2 separate regions of the Homo sapiens genome follow, and region 2 is linked to region 1. Evidence: chromatin contacts called from ENCODE Hi-C or POLR2A ChIA-PET data. All regions are on one chromosome and are shown on one strand. Each heading gives the region's core, a stretch centred on a gene start or an enhancer-like site at or near the end of the contact. The rest is flanking DNA. Distances are from core to core; before and after follow the strand shown.

The links. Hi-C counts contacts between places; a loop is a spot of excess contacts on that map. ChIA-PET counts read pairs that join two places held with the same protein, here RNA polymerase II (POLR2A). Pooled maps may share reads with other maps.
Region 2: a map of PC-9 shows a loop between it and region 1 (10-fold over the local background). The contact joins two enhancer-like sites. A Hi-C loop is called at or near these places in 1 of 168 maps with a recorded cell type or tissue (PC-9) and 7 of 50 pooled maps. POLR2A ChIA-PET finds 5 or more read pairs at or near these places in 1 of 52 experiments (activated CD4-positive, alpha-beta T cell).

What each region holds. Positions count from the first base shown.
Region 1 is chr7:151,456,450-151,462,054 of GRCh38, forward strand. No RefSeq gene overlaps it. Among named protein-coding and RNA genes, the nearest start is that of CRYGN, 19 kb to the left of the region's middle. RefSeq lists enhancers at 1-501, 502-1,374, 2,099-2,767, 4,105-4,772. Within about 2 kb of position 3,567, at least 30 of the 41 ENCODE cell types and tissues checked have a DNase peak (open chromatin) inside an H3K27ac peak, as active enhancers do.
Region 2 is chr7:151,931,283-151,936,580 of GRCh38, forward strand. No RefSeq gene overlaps it. Among named protein-coding and RNA genes, the nearest start is that of GALNTL5, 23 kb to the right of the region's middle. RefSeq lists enhancers at 2,022-2,121, 2,142-2,191. Within about 2 kb of position 1,294, at least 11 of the 41 ENCODE cell types and tissues checked have a DNase peak (open chromatin) inside an H3K27ac peak, as active enhancers do.

The sequences.
Region 1 (5,605 bases), core at 2,317-4,816:
CGGCCCTGAGCAGCTCTGCCCCTGAGACTTTGCAGGTTGCATCCCCCATGGCTGCTCTCCAGGTTGGACTTGAGTGCCTGTAACTCCTCTAGGCAAGCTGCTGGTGGCTCTACCATCCTAGGGTCTGGAGGGTGGTGGCCTCATTTCCACAGGTCCACTAGGCAGTACCCCAGTGGGGACTCTACGTGGAGGGTCCATCTTACATTTCTGCTCAGCATTGCCCTAGTAATCTCTCTGCAGGGACTCTGGGTGGAAATATAGGTGGAAGCTGCCAAGCCTCCTTCACTTTTGCACTCTGTGCACCTGCAGTCTTAATACCACAAGGAAACCGCCAAGGCTTACAACTTGTGCCCTCCGAAGTGGTGGCCTGAGCTGTACCTGGGGCCCTTTGAGCCAAAGCTGGAGCTGGGGTGCCAGGGATGTGGGGAACACTGTTCTGAGGCTGAGCAGGGTAGCAGAGGCCCTGGGCCTGGCCCACAAAACCTTTCTTTCCTTCTAGGCCTCTGGGACTGTGATGGGAGGGGCTATCCTGAAGACTTCTGAAACGGCTTTGAGGCCCTTTCCCATTGTCTTGGCCATTAGCGCTTGGCTCCCTTTTAGTCATGCAAATCTCTAGGAAGTGGCTGCTTCAGCTCCCTTCAGTTCCTCTCCTGAAAACGCTTTTCCTTCCCTACCACAAGGTTAGGCTGCAAATTTTCCAAATTTTTACACTCTGCTTCCCTTTTAAATGTAAGTGTTAATTTTAAGTCATTTCCTTTTTCCTGTATCTGAACGTAGGCTGGTAGATGCAACCACACCACATCTTGAATGCTTTGCTGCTTAGAAATTTCTTCCACCAGATACCCTAGGTCATCACTCTTAAGTTCAAACTTCCACAGATTCCCAGGACTTGGACACAATGCAGCCCAGCTCTTTGCTGAGGTGTAAAGGGTGATCTTGGCCCCAGTTCCCAATAAGTTCCTCATTTCCACCTGAGACCTCATCATCCTGGACTTCACTGTCTATATTTCTATCAGCATTTTGGTCACAACCAGTTAACAAGTTTCTAAGAAGTTCCAAACTTTCCCCTTGTCTTCCTGTCTTCTTCTGAGCATCTTCAAACTCTTCTACCTCTTCCCATTACTTAGCTCCAAAGCCACTTCCACACCTTCAGGTATCTATCTTTATAGCAACACCCTACTCCTCAGTACCAATTTTGTGTATTAGTCAATTTGCGTTGCTGTAAAGGAATACCTGAGCCTGGGTAATTTACAAAGAAAAGAGGTTTATTTGGCTCACAGTTCGGAAGGCTGTACACGAAGCATAGTGTTGGCATTTGCTTCTGGTGAGGGCTTCAGGAAGCTTCCAATCATGGCAGAAGGTGAAGGGGAGCCAGCATATGTGGCGAGAGGGAGCAAGAGAGGTGGAATTGGGAGGGGAACCCCGACTCTTTTTAATAACCAGGTCTTGCATGAACTCAGAGCGAGAACTCACTCATTAACATGAGAACAGCATCAAACCATTCACAAGGAATCCACCTCCATGACCCAAACACTTCCTACCAGGCCCCACCTCTAACCTTGGGGATCACATTTCAGCATGTGATTCGGAGGGAACACACATCCAAACTATATCACTGGCGACTCTTGGCAGATCACAACTTTGAGCATCACTTTTCTCCTTTGTAGACATGAAAGTTCTGGCTAGCTGTCATTTGGGCTCCTTATCCTTTCTTGCCCCAGTTTGCCAGGGGCTCTCTTGGTCTTAAAATTGCAAGCCACAGCTGGGCGTGGTGGCTCACGCCTGTAATCCCAGCACCTTGGGAAGCCAAAGTCGGGGGATCACCTGAGGTCAGGAGTTCAAGACCAGCCTGGCCAACATGGTGAAACCCCGTCTCTACTAAAAATACAAAAAAATTAGCTGGGCGTGGTGGTGGGCACCTGTAATCCCAGCTACTCAGGAGGCTGAGGCAGGAGAATCGCTTGAACCCAGGAGGCAGAGGTTGCAGTGAGCTGAGATTACGCCATTGCACTCCAGCCCAGGCGACAAGAGCGAAACTCTGTCTCTCTCACACACACACAAAAACAAGAAACAACTGCAAGCCACACATTGAAGGAGCCCTCTGTTTTTGTTTGCCTCCTGGGGCTGCCATAACAAAGTAACCCAGACTGGGTGGCTTACAACAATAGCAACGTATTCTCTTGTTCTGGGGGCCGGAAGTCTGAAACCAAGGTGTTGGGGGGTTGGTTTCTTCTTGGAGGCTCAGAGGGGAATCTGCTCCAGGCCTCTCCTGGCTCCTGGAAGTGCTGGCAGTCCTTGGTATACCAGTCTCTGCCTCTCTGTGTCTACATTTTTTTTTCCTTTTTTTTTTTTGAGACAGAGTCTCACTCTGTTGCCTGGGCTGGAGTGCAGTGGTGCCATCTCGGCTCACTGCAAGCTCCACCTCCCGGGTTCACACCATTCTCCTGCCTCAGCCTCCCGAGTAGCTGGGACTACAGGCACCCGCCACCACGCCCGGCTAATTTTTTTGTATTTTTAGTAGAGACGGGGTTTCACCGTGTTAGCAAGGATGGTCTCGATCTCCTGACCTCATGATCCGCCCGCCTCGGCCTCCCAAAGTGCTGGGATTACAGGCGTGAGCCACCGTGCCCGGCCCCAAATTTATTTTTCTTATAAGGCAGGGATCCCAACCCCCAGGCCATGGACTGGTCTGGTCTGTGGCTTGTTAGGAACTGGGCCATACAGCAGGAGGTGAGCAGGGGGCGAGCAAGCATTACCAGCTGAGCTCTGCCTCCTGTCAGAGCAGCGGTGGCTTCAGATTCTCATGGGAGTACGAACCCTATTATGAACTGTGCGTGCGAGGGACCTAGGTTGCATGCTCCTGATGAGACTCTAACTAATGCCTCATGATCTAAGATGGAACAGTTTCATCCTGAAACCATCCCCTCAACTCCAGTCCGTGGAAAAATTGTCTTCCATGAAACTGGTCCCTGGTGCCAAAAAGGTTGGGGACCACTGTTCTAAGGACACCAGCCATTGGTTTAGGGTCTGCTCTAATCCAGTATGTGCTCACTTTAACTTTGTTCGTTGGTAATGACCCTATTTCCAAATAGAGTCACATTCACAGGTACTGGGAATGAAGACTTCAACATGCCTTTTGCCGGGAGGCAACTCAACCCACAGCCCCCCTCAGTCCAAGTCCCCAGGGGGTGGTGAGTGGCCTGGCCACCTCTGCGGTCCCACAGTCCTGTCACTCCGGCCCGTGCTCCCTCCTAATCTGGACAATAAGAGCCCTGTGCCATTATTGTCCAAGCCAGTGCTTCTCAAAATGCAGCCCCTGAGCTCGCAGCAGCAGCAGCAGCAGCGTCCCTGGAACTTGGAAGACATGCAGATGTCCTGCACCTGACGGGGCCTCTGCAATCAGGGACTGTGCGGGGGAAGCCAGCCTGTGTCAGCGAGCCATCCAGGTCACTCTGATACAAGCCAATATGTGGTAACTGCCGAGCCAGGCGGCTGCGCTGGCTTAGAGCTGTTACTGTCATTCTACAACTTTACAACAATGCCCCAGACACAGAAAAGGTTGCGCCTTGGAACGATTTCTGTTATGGGATAATAAAAATCCCGACGTCAGAGCTAAGGAATGTGACCTTCCGCTGCTCCAGTTGTAACTCCCTGCTGTCCTCCTGCTTGAGCCTTTTAGGGTAAAGTTCAGCACATATCACCCTCGTCAACCGCGCCCCGTAAGGCAGCCACAGAGTCCTGTGCTGATGTACTTGAATTCCTTGCTGATCTGATGATGATGGGAGCAGGAGGGGAGTGGAGGGATATACAGAACGCCAGGCGGCAGCCACGCGGTGCAGGCAGAGGCTCTCTCCTCGCAGGAGCCTGCCAGCTGGCTGTTGTGTTCTTGTAGGGAATAAATCAGGAGGCACAGCTCTGCCCGGGGCTTTCTTGGGCAGTAGGAGGAACTGGGTGAAAGGTCTTGGCTGCTGAGGCCACAATATTTCCCGAATCCTGTGCTATTTCTTGTGAAACTACGAATCCAAGACTGTTTCCTAGATTGTGGCAGATGTGGGACCCGGGGGGACCTTCAGAGTCATCTCCCAGGCGACTCTCTCCTTTGCAGATGAGGAGCTGAGGTCCCACCGCTCAGAAGCTGACTGGGCAGGTCAGCAGCCTCCCTGGCCAGGACACAATCTGCTGCGCTGCCACAGGGTCTGGCTGGGCAGGTGTGGGACTGAGCTCTGGGGACCAATAGTGACACCGCACAGGCAACCTTCAGCATGCTGGACATGAGAACGAGGGCGGGCCTGCAATCCTCGGATCACTGTGTTGGTAGTTCTTAGTAGATCATACTGTTCTTGATGCCTTGGGCCAGACTGGAATGAAATATTTTTTCTCGGATTTGGTAAACTCGTTTGCTGGGGTAAGTCGTGGTGTTCCGTATTGCTTTGGATGTGTAGCCCAGGAATAAGATGGCAGCACTGCAGGATTCCGGAGCCACCCACAGCACCGACTGCTGCTGGAGATACACAATCATGGGCACTCGTGAAGCTGCAGAAACTCACGGGGACCCTGACACCAGGTGAGAGCTCCAGCTGGCAGTCTGAGGTTAGCACACCCGTCCTCAGGACTGTGGCTTGGTGCTTCTATAGCACTTTGGAAACATCCAGGGTTTTCATACTTTTGGCTGTGACAACGATCCCTGGTGAAGGGAAGTTTTAAAATAAAAGAAGATCACAAAATATAAAGGAGTTGCCCAAAGGTTTTTATTAGCTGTAGAGGGGGCCAGGACCGGAATGTTCCAAGTCTTTGTCCCTGACTGGGGATGAAGCTCTGACTGGGGTTCCCTGTGGACAGGCTCATGGGCTATGTCCCAATGTGGTGTGGTGGAAACACAGACTAAGTGGGGGATCAAGTAGCTGCCCCTTGACCTCTCTGGACCTCGGGTTCCATGATCTGAAAACAAGGATGTTAAATTAGATCTGATTCTTTCCAGTTCTAACCCCACAGCAGCTCTCACCTGGCCATTCTGTTGCCCTCTAGGAAGTCATTGAGGTAGGGAGGATGGGCAACACAAAAATTGTTTTTTTTCTTTATATAAAACATCCCCTTCTTGGGGGAGGGTAACGAGGTGGAATGGTTCTGGAATCTCCCAAGGAATGCTTTGAAGGCATCCTGGTTCAAGGATTGCTAGGCAGTGTGGGCAACCGGAGTAACCACAGCATCCAGAGGCTTCTGCGAGCACACACACCTCCTGGAACCTCAGGCTCTGCTGAGGAGGCTCTGGCACAGGGGCAAGGCAGCAGTGTGCACACCTCTTAGACTGGGGCAGCAGCCTGCAGGCACTACAGATATTCCCCTGAGAGCCCAGACCTCTACAAGCATTGCTATGAGGCAGCAGCACATTCTGGGGCATCTGAGTGACTTTCAGACCTCTGGGTACAGCTGCAATCTCAGTCTGTTTGTATTAACAATGGCAGAGGGCACTGAGCAGGAGCAGCCCTTCTTTGTTGGGAGCTGGTGTCAGGTGGACTCAATAACGACAGGTCAAATGGCAGCACAATGCACTGTATACATGGTGGGGAATTTTAATCACACAGCAACAGGTGCAGGCTAAATTCAA
Region 2 (5,298 bases), core at 44-2,543, 470 kb after region 1:
TTTTTCACTGGATATTATAGCATTTCCAATTATTTATTTACCTTTTCTCTTCACTGTTAAGCATATGGGAAGTTTCCAAATTTTGTTGTTAAAATAATGTTTGTAATAAACTATTTTAAAACATAGTTTCCTTTGATTTTTAATATTTACTTAGAATAAATTTCTAGAAGTGTCCGAAATAAACATTTTAAGACTCTTGATATAACAAAATGCATTTCAGAAATGTTGTGCTGATTGGCACTCCCACCAGCAGAGAATAAAAGTATTTAAATGACTGCATGATTTTTAACTATCTTGTTTTTTTTCTTAAAGTGATGCAAATCCCTTTTGGAAACCAGAGTATAGTATAATAAACATACACACACCTAACATATATTTATATGTGTGTTATTTGCATACAATGTATATTTGTATAACTGTATATTTGTATACACATATATACAAAGAAATATCTTTCTCCAAATAATGTTAGTGATGGGGCACCAATATGAACGCAAAAGCCTTTCATCATCTCTTCTACAGGACAGCCATCATGAAACTAATTCCTTTCTCCCTTGTTTAGGGGAAAGGAAAAACAAACTAACATTTATGGAGCAAATTCTTTTTGTTGTTGTTGTTGTTTTGAGACAGAGTCTCACCCTGTCGCCCAGGCTGGAGTGCAGTGGCGCGATCTCAGCTCACTGCAAGCTCCGCCTCCCGGGTTCACGCCATTCTCCTGCCTCAGCCTCCCGAGTAGCTGGGACTACAGGCGCCCGCCACCAAGCCCGGCTAATTTTTTGTATTTTTTTTAGTAGAGACGGGGTTTCACTGTGTTAGCCAGGACGGTCTCGATCTCCTGACCTCGTGATCCGCCTGCCTCTGCCTCCCAAAGTGCTGGGATTACAGGTGTGAGCGGAGCAAATTCTTGACCTGGTATACCGTCAGTTCTTAAAAATGAATCAAGAAATGTGCCACTCTACTAGTGTCCATTTCACTCTTAGAGCAACTTGCACATGATGTAAGTAATATTTTCCTAGTTTTACAAAGAAAGGAAATAGACTTAACAAGGCTAATTCGCTTCCCCAAGGGCATGCAATTAGTAGGTGGTGAAATCAGAATTTACACTCACTCCCGTCTTCATTGAAACGTAGTGCTTAATTTCCTGTGAGCTGCACTGGAGAGAGCTCTATCCTTGAAAGGCAAGATTTTCTTGGTTCTTTCAAAGATGACATCAGAGGGGTGGTGCCTGCTGTTTTCTAAGACTCACTTCTGGTTTCTGGTTGATTAGTTCTTTAGGAGAAGGCTCCCAACCCTCAATAGGAAGCCCAGTCTCCAAAGGTGGCCAGAACACGGTCCCCTCTCTGTGGGCATTAGCCTGGATAAAAGCCAGCTCTGAGGTCATATTTATTATATGATTGTGTAATAAAAGCTCTTTACTGGTGAATTGGCCGCTGGCAGCATTTTCCTGAGAATTCGAGGGAATCAAGTGTACAGAATAACAAGAAAAACAGCGCCTTAGGAAGCGTCCCAAAGGAATGGAGGGAGCACCCGCCATAGGTGCCAGGGACACCCGTGGGTCGCGCCTGTTTGCCTGCACTCTCAACTCCCTTCCTCTAGCTGCTGGGTGTTACTTACTCTGCCAACAATTTGTTACATTGTGTTTTTTAAAACACTGTTCAGGCCGGGTGCGGTGGCTCACGCCTGTAATCCCAGCACTTTGGGAGGCAGAGACGGGCGGATCACAAGGTCAAGAGATCGAGACCATCCTGGCTAACATGGTGAAACCCCGTCTCTACTAAAAATATAAAAATTAGCCGGGCGTGGTGGCGGGCGCCTGTAATCCCAGCTACTCGGGAGGCTGAGGCAGGAGAATGGCGTGAACCCGGGAGGCGGAGGTTCCACTGAGCCAAGATCGCGCCACTGCACTCCAGCCTGGCGACAGAGCGAGACTCCGTCTCAAACAAAACAAAACAAGAAAACACAACACGGTTCAGATTGTCACTGCGCCCTGTGATGTGTCCTCTTTGCCGTAAGGAGTTGTTGTGTAGGTTTGGGAACAAGGGGTAGGGGCATCGCCTCTCCTGCCAGAGGGCGGTAGGACTGTCCGATGACACCTGGTTTCCATAGCACTCCCGACAAGCCCTAGGAGGCTGTTCTCCTTACACATAATTATTCTAGATCTCCCTCTTGTGGACCATCTATGAAATAAAAGACACCAGTCTTTTTTTTTTTTTTTAACAGAGGCTTGCTCTGTTGCCCAGGCTGGAGTGCAGTGGTGTGATCTCGGCTCACTGCAGCCTCCGCTTCCTGGGTTCAAGTGATTCTCCGGCCTCAGCCTCCTGAGTAGCTGGGATTACAGGCGCCCACTACCACACCCAGCTGATTTTTGTATTTTTAGTAGAGACAGGGTTTCACCATGTTGGTCAGGCTGGTCTCAAACTCCTGACTCCACCTGCCTCGGCCTCCCAAAGTGCTGGGATTACAGGTGTGAACCACGGCCCCCCCGCCCCCCCGCCAAAACCAATCATATTTAATAGATACAATGAAGAATGTTATAGGTTATAAGGAATTAATTTCTGTGAGTACTATTTCAACATGTAAGACCATTAGTTTTTTTGTTATGAAATATTACAGACTTTTTAAATGTATATAGAGAATAATATAAAAATACCCATGCACCCACAAACCAGCTTTATCAGATCTTAACATTTTGCCCCACATTTACTTCAGATCCTTTAAAAAGGTAAAATAGATACAGTTGAGGGTCCCTAAATATATCCTCTCCCTAAAGTAATCATGGTTCTGAATTTATCTGTATTACTCCCATACATATGTTTATACTTCTCTACATGTATGTGTGCCAATACAATGCACACTGCTGTTTTATATGTTTGAAATTTTATAAGAAGTTACTGTCACACTGCATGTATTATTCTGCAATCTGTTTTTCTCCCACAATATTATACTTTTGAAGTTTTTCCTTGTGTTTCTGTTTCATTCATTTTCCTCTTCTGTATGCTATTGGTTGTATAAATATCACAACATATTTACCAGTTCTCTTATTCTGGGACATTTAGGTTATTTCCATTTTTCCTCATAACAAACAATGCTGTGGTGAACACACTTGGCCTTGCCTCCTTGTCTGTATATGGGAACTTTTCTAGAATATCCTAAAAGGGGAGTGCTGGCTCATTATACTGGGCTTCTTCAGCTTTACTGCTCATAGAGGATGGTACTACGTTACCTTCCGACCGTCAGCAGAGCTCTTTCCTTTCCTGTCATCTGTCCTCCCAGTGGGCAGCCAGGTGGAAGGAGCAGTAGCCACCATTAATCGAGCCTTCACCATGTGCCAAGCACCAGGTTACACGAATTGCCTGAATTTTCTTGTTTTAAAATGACAACAATCTTATGGGGGCAGCATTAGCAAGCCTGGTTTACAGGAAATCAGAGAAGTCCCGGACGCTGCCCAAGGCCACACAGATAATGAACTGCAGAGCGGAAGTGAAACTGATGCAGCCTCACCTGTCTGATCCCGAGCTGCTATTTGACCACTGGGCTATAAAGATGGTGAAAGACTTACCTGTAGAATTCTGGGATGGCGGAGGACACATCTTCCTAGTGAAGTCTCTAAGCCAGTTTGGTGAGAGCTGAGAACGAAGATCAGAAGAAAGAGGCTGGGTGCGGTGGCTCATGCCTGTAATCCCGGCACTTTGGGAGGCTGAGGCAGGCAGATCACCTGAGGTCAGGAGTTCGAGACCAGCCTGGCCAACATGGCAAAACTCTGTCTCTACTAAAAATACAAAAATTAGCTGGGCATGGTGGCACATGCCTGTAATCCCGCGACTTGGGATGCTGAGGCATGAGAATCACTTGAACCCAGGATGCAGAGGTTGCAGTGAGCGAAGATCGCACCACAGCACTCCAGCCTGGGCAACAGAGTAAAACTCCATCTCAAAATAAATAAGTAGATAAAAATAGTTCGAAGAAAGAAGGAATAAGCCATTTAAATGTTTTAATTATGAAAGTCATTATTATACGTTCAAAAGAGTATATTTAATGTTAATGTATAAATAAGGAACAATAATAAAATGAACAGATGGCAAGAAAGGAGTGAGAGAAATGGAAATTAAAGGTATCTAGATACCTAAGAAAAATAGACTTCAGTGTGAGAAAATAGCAGTGGAGGATCTGACAGCATGCATCCGTTTTCCTTGCAATTACTCAGGCTCAGCGAGTGTTTTTCGACAGTGCAGGAGTCTAAAGCTGCTTTGCCGTGTGCTCAGAACAGCTGACCTAAATCTGGCAGGACAGAGGAGTGGGGACCATCACATCAATGAGAAAAGGTGGAGTGTGCACCTGCCTGGAGACAAAGCAGAAATGGAAATAAGGGCCAGGTGGAAGACAAGAAGAGGGAAAAGGAAGTGTATTCTCCAGCTGGTCTCTCTGCTCAGCCCTGCAGGAGCTGGGAATTCCTCCTGAGCTCCCTGGGGAGCTGTCTGTTTTGCCCTGGTTTGACCAGAGCCTGACCTGAGCACTTTGCTTTTATTTCTCCCTGTTGTGTGTGTGTGTGTGTGTGTGTGTGTGTGTGTGTGTGTGTGTGTGTTTGTTTGTTTTTGAGATGGAGTCTCGCTCTGTCGCCCAGGCTGGAGTTCAGTGACATGATCTCGGCTCACTGCAACTTCTGCTTCCCGGGTTCAAGCAATTCTCGTGCCTCAGCCTCCCAAGTAGCTGGATTACAGGCATGTGCCACCACGTCCAGCTAATTTTTGTATTTTTAGTAGAGATGGGGTTTTGCCATGTTGACCAGGCTGGTCTCGAACTCCTGACCTCAAGTGATCCACCCGCCTCAGCCTCCCAAAATGCTGGGATTACAGGCATGAGCTACCGGCCCCAGCCTCTCTCCTTTTATTTTTAAGGAACTAAGTAATGCAAAACTCAACGGGCCTAGTATGCCATCTGGTAGTGAACGTCTAGTTGAATTAAAGATGAAAAGTGCTAGGGTGTTTGTATTGTTTCGACTAAGACACAGAGGTATAAGTTGTATTTTAGAGTTGTTCATGTTTACTTTACTTGAAAACGAAATGACTTCCAAAATAGAGGAGTCAAAACAAACCAGAAGTGAAAGTTAGCAAGTATTACAGGAAGTGGAAAGGAAACGAATGTGTTGCTATGGAAGTGAAACTGCTTTTTAAACAGCGCATCAAGAGCAGAGTGGGTAAAGCAGGTAGTTTTCTTGGCATGAGTAAAGGATATAGGTCATCTTATGTGCTTTTATACAATAAAAGTATAACTGATACCTTGATCTTAACTTTGTTAAAC